2 separate regions of the Homo sapiens genome follow, and region 2 is linked to region 1. Evidence: chromatin contacts called from ENCODE Hi-C or POLR2A ChIA-PET data. All regions are on one chromosome and are shown on one strand. The core of a region is the stretch at or near the end of the contact, and the rest is flanking DNA. Distances in the headings are between cores, read along the strand shown.

Region 1 (2,718 bases), core at 132-2,631:
CATCATTTCATTATATTGATGGAAGAAAAGAAATTGGTTTCATTATAAGTCATTGCACTTAAAGCCACAGTTTCCAAGAACCCGTTGATGATATTAAGTGAGGATTTACTGTATTTGGTAACAAGAAGGAAGGAAGCTCAGGTACAGGCTACAATATGAATGAGCCTTGGAAACATGCTACGTGAAAGAAGTCAGTCAAAAAGCATTATGTATTGTGTGATCTCACGATTCTATTTACATGAAATGTCCAGAATAGGTAAAGTCATAGAAAAAGAAAGTAAATTAGTAGTTGTCAGGGTCTGGGGAAGAGGCGATGAAGTGACAAAATTGTTGTGAAATTAAACAGTGGTTATGGTTGCACACCTTCTGAATATACTAAACAACACTAAAATATATCCTTTCAAGTGGTGAGTTTTATGATATGTGAATGAAGTCTTTTTTAAAAATTGGTTAGATTATTTTTCCCAGACAAAACTTGGTAAGGGCTCACAGCATTCCTAAGATGCTGAGCAGAGGGAAGAGGTCATCGTGCCTTCTGCTCTTGCACTAGTGAAGAGAAGTCAGCCACCCTCCCCAGACACCGCACCAGCCTAGACCTTGCAATGTTTCTGTTAAAACAAACAAAATAATCTCAACTGAAAGAAGCATTTGGCCAGCTAGGATGTTGCTTCTATCATCTGATTGCACAAGGCTTAGTGATTAATCTATTGATCATTCCCATCTCCTCTGTTAAGCAAGCATGACCATGCCTGATAACTGCTGGGAAGATGAATCACTGAGCGGGGCTGGTGATATTAGTCATGAGTATGTATGAAATTAGAGAAGAGAAGGACGCAGATTTCTATGAGGATTAAGGAGAAAAGCATTCTGTGGCTGTATTTACTCTCTGCTCATCCTCAGCAAAGGTTCCGTAAGTGACGTTTCATCTTCCATTACCTTGTTCCCAAACAGGAAATACTAAAATAAGAGAAGTGCCTTCAGAAAGTGACAGGCACTGAGAGCCAGAATGAATCGTTCGCTACTAACAACCTGTTTGAAGCAGAAAATTTTGCTGCATTACACGAACTGAATTTACAGCTTCCATTCTCCAAAGATTAAAGAGATTATTCCTAATGTAATCAGTAGCCATCGCCTTTAAAATAGAGAACTATTTGTGACTTCAAAAGGTTTTGAAGAAGAGTCTGTGGCTCCATCTTTCCCCAGTATCATTACGATCATTGCTTTGTTTTGCCATAGGCTGCTATTACGTAATTACTTTGGAAGTGTGTGCCTGTGGGGTTTGACTGGTAGAAACAAGGAGGCAGAATTGAACTGGAGCTTGTCCAAGAAGTGGAGAAGGCAGGAGATAGGCATACTGGTGAAAACCTCAGCTGCGCTGCAGGATTCATCTGTGATCGTGTAAACAGAGAGGGGGACCCCTGCAAGCAGTTTCAGCCCTGTGGAGTCCCCATTGTCTTCAGTCTGTGACAACTGTTTCTGAGGCAGTGCACACTCAGAGCCCAGCAAGCTTGACCTCCAGGCCATGTCTGCCCTCCTCTCCCCACAGTCTGTCCTCAGAGAGCCCCATGGAGGCAGTGCCCTCTCTTATCAGGGAGCTTCTTAAGGCAGATTCAGGCTGAGACCTCTCTCCAGGTCTCACAGATTTCACGACTGGGCTGTTCATCCCCCAACCCTGTCCCTGCACCCTCCACTCCACACCCCTTCCCTCCTGCTGTTCCTTGACTTCACTTCCTTTTGTTCTAGTGTCACTAGAAAGAAGGGACAGCTGGTTACCCTCCTCAGCCTAGCAGCCCCTTTTATTCTTGAAAATGGCTCTTCCATCACTAGAATAATTCATCCTATTCTGTCTCTTCCTCAAATTCAGCTTTCAAGCCCTGAAGCACAGTCACTGTTTTCTACAGACACCTCCTCCTTAAATGGCCCTTTTCACTCCATTTGTGGGCTCTCCAGTGGGACACCTCTATTTATTGCCCACTCATTATGGGAATGAGCATAAAGATCTAGCGACAGCCTTTCTGTCTGCATTATAATACCAATTCCTCACTAATTCCCCTTGCCCTTCCATTTAAAGAGATGCTACCTCCTTTGCTTCCTGGCAGACCCAGCAGACCCCCATCCCTCCCTACTAATGAGCTGGCTCTTCCTGCTAATTTAACCTCCACCTGCTCATCCCTCCCATCTGACTCTGGGCCTGGGGAGGCTGTCAGGTCCCAAAGAATAAGCCATGGTTGTTGACGACTCAGGGGAATCAGCCGAAATCCTGAGACAGAACAATAGTTAGTGGTGATGACAAACTTCAAGCCTCAAATCTTTTAAAACAGAAGGAAAGTGGAAAATATCAGCAAAGACTAGGCATTCACATATCAAAAGTAGTTTTGTTTCATTTGAAACAGGTTTACAAAAATCATAAGGAGGTAATGAAAAGTCTCATTTCTTTTCACTATTGTTGGAAATCTGTCTCCTGGTATTATAGAGAGACTATGCCATCTACTCGAACTTCCTTTGCCCCCAGCAGAACTGTCTGAGAGGCTGCTGAGTTCATTTCATCCGGGATGCACTGAAGACTACCAAGAACCATTCCATCCATGGCCATCCTCTGGCAGACATTCTCACCTGGACATCTCCTCTTTCCACGTGCCTCTTGTCCAGGATGCATTTTGTCACATATTTTTTACAAAAGCATGTCAGGAGCCACTTCATAATCAGTCTGAAATAATG
Region 2 (2,779 bases), core at 115-2,614, 100 kb after region 1:
TTCCCCACAGATGCCAGATCCATGATTCTGAGTCTCCAATGTGCCTCTGGGTTGCTTGGAGACCTTGTTAAAAAATTAGATTCCTGGCTCCCACCCCAAAAAGTCTGATTTATTGGGTCTTGTATGTTGCTCTAAGTCTGTTTTTCTAACCAGCACCCTACTTGACTAGGAAGCTCTTGGCCCAAGGGTGTGAGGCTGAACACTGCTCTCCTCCTCAATGCCCTTCAAGCATCCTCTGAAGGCCAAGATGAAACACCTGGGCCAGGCCCTGGGTTCTCTGGCCCTGCTCCAGTACAGGCCTGATCTCCTCGACAACATACCCTTAGCTGTCTCTGGTCCTAAAGTTTAGCCCATAGCTAAGACACTTCTAACCCCAGGAAAGCAGCTCCACGTCTCACGGCACCAGGCCTTCATCTGTTCAGCAGCTCACCTTACTTCCTGGACCTTCTTCTGCCCAAGTGCCCAACCCCAAACCATGCATGGTCACCCCCAGCGTGGCCCTTTCTAATCACCCCAAACCCCTCTGTGGCATGTCTAGGGCAACCCTGACCCAAGTTGAGCCAACCCAAGTCCCATCCCAGGGAATCCCGAAACTCAAGCTGGGTGAAGGATATGAGTTCCTCTCTAGGTGGCGAAAGCTCCACAACACACACAAAACAACATAACACAATACACACAACACAGCACAACACACACAGCACAACACAACACACACTTTCCATCATGGGAATATCAAAGAGGGGGCAGGGGATGGGGAAAGAAGTAAAGGAGGCAGGTGCAGTGGGCTCTTGTTCCTCCTTGGATCCCTGTTCCTCCTCGGATCCCTGTTCCTCCTCTTCCTGCAAGTCTTTCCTCCATGATGCTTCCTGTATGAGTCAGCTAGGGCTGCTATAACAAAATACAAAGGTGCAGCAGCTTAAACAATAAAAACTTACTGTCTTGCAGCTCTGGGGGCTGGCAGTCCACAATCAAGGTGTTGGCAGGATTGGTTTCCCTCTCCTTGGCTCATAGATGGCATATTTTCCTCGTGTCCTCACATGGTCTTCCCTCTGGGTATGTCTGTGTCCTAACATCCTCCTCTTTTAAGGACACCTGTCAAACTGGATTAGGGCCCACCCAGATGAGCTCATTTTACCTAAATGACCTCTTTCAGGACCCAACCTCCAAATACAGTCATAGTCTGGAGTACTGGAGTTTAGGACTTCAACTTACGAATGTTGGGGGGACACAATTCACCCACAGCACACTCCAGCATTGTTATAATAAATATGTCTTTTGGATTTAAGCCCCTTTGAATCAGAAGGAGTTTGTGCTACAAAACATAGCTTCTCTACATTGCTGGGCAGGTCCAGGCAGGAGAGCTTGGGAGTTGCTGATTTGGATTGACTGCTCCCACTGGACTGAGAGTGCCTTTATGTCACAGACCGTGTTGCACTAGACATGTCTCCGCAGAACAGGCACAGCCCCAGCCCATGCTCCCACCCATCTGTGTAATACAAAAGTGGGCACCACGTGCCCATCCTCCTGTCTCAGGAAATTCAGAGAAGTCAGCCCCTGAAGAAAGCTTTGCAGAGATTTGCAAAGCTTCAATGTTTGTGCCTGGCCTTGTTCCTGACATTCTTCAGCCAAAAAAAAAAAAAAAAAAAAGTATCGTTAAGAATTATTACTTAGAGATTGAATGTTTTTATTGGGGTTCTAGGAAGCCAGGGATTTCTGAGTACTGTATGAATCACAGAAAAGAACCTTGGTTATTTTTTACCCAGAAATTGGCCGCATTTGATCACGGAAAAATGTAATCACTTATGAAATGCAATTTCCTTTGATGCTATTTCAGTGTTGACTCAAGAACACCCTTACCAGAGAAGGAAATGGTTAGGGAGAAGCAGCCCTGTCCTCTCTCCTCCGTCTGGCCTGGAGACCTGATTGGATTGTGTCCAGAAACTCCAAGTCCCTGCCTTACAAAACAGCTTCCTTCCAGGTGAGTGTACACCTAAAGAATTATAAAATTAAAGAAGCCCTCTCCTTATTCTTCTCAAATCAGTAAATCTTAAACTCTGACAATGTCAAGCATTAGTAAGGCGGTAAAGAAGTGAGCATTCACACTTCTGGTGAGATGATAAAGTTGGCACAATTTGGAAAGCGTACTGGTCACGCTTAGCAGAGAAGAAGATGTGCACACACTATAGTTCTGAGAAACTTGTATACATGTCCAAGAAGATATCCAAGAATGGTTATTGCATTACTGTTTGCAATGGTGAAAAATGAAGAACAGCTTAAATGTTTATTGAAAGAATAACATAAAAAATTTGAAAAATCTAAATGTATCAAATACATGAATTTTCAAATCATAATCTTGAGTAAAGAGGGCAAGTTGCCATATGGATTTCGTACAGGAAAGAGTTAACATCACAAGCCTGCGGCCACTATCCCTGGAAAGGCCTGTTTGTATGGTGGGCCCTTGGCTAGTGTCTGAGACCTTGGATGCTAAGATGGTTCCCACTATTCCCAGGCTGATAAGAGTGCCTCACTGCGCCTGAACTGTACAGACTACATGGTTATGCTGGACACCTGCTTTCTTTCTGAGAATCTGGAATGTGTGTCAGGCAAAGGGTGCTGATATGTATGTGTCAGGCAAAGGGTACAGATGTGATCAGTCCCCAATAAAAACATAAAAACCTTGGACACTAAGTCTCCAATGAGCTTCTTTGGTTGATAACCTTTGCACATGTTGTCTTAACTCATTGCTAGAGCAACTGAATGCATCCTGTGTGACACCACT

The links. A loop is a pair of places that touch in the nucleus more often than their neighbours do. ChIA-PET counts read pairs that join two places held with the same protein, here RNA polymerase II (POLR2A).
Region 2: a map of mammary epithelial cell shows a loop between it and region 1 (2.1-fold over the local background). The contact joins two enhancer-like sites. A Hi-C loop is called at or near these places in 2 of 168 maps with a recorded cell type or tissue (endothelial cell of hepatic sinusoid and mammary epithelial cell). POLR2A ChIA-PET finds 5 or more read pairs at or near these places in 1 of 52 experiments (H1).

The regions. Positions count from the first base shown.
Region 1 is chr5:6,158,460-6,161,177 of GRCh38, forward strand. No RefSeq gene overlaps it. Among named protein-coding and RNA genes, the nearest start is that of LINC02145, 180 kb to the right of the region's middle. RefSeq lists an enhancer at 291-1,490. Within about 2 kb of position 1,382, at least 4 of the 41 ENCODE cell types and tissues checked have a DNase peak (open chromatin) inside an H3K27ac peak, as active enhancers do.
Region 2 is chr5:6,260,032-6,262,810 of GRCh38, forward strand. No RefSeq gene overlaps it. Among named protein-coding and RNA genes, the nearest start is that of LINC02145, 76 kb to the right of the region's middle. Within about 2 kb of position 1,365, at least 2 of the 41 ENCODE cell types and tissues checked have a DNase peak (open chromatin) inside an H3K27ac peak, as active enhancers do.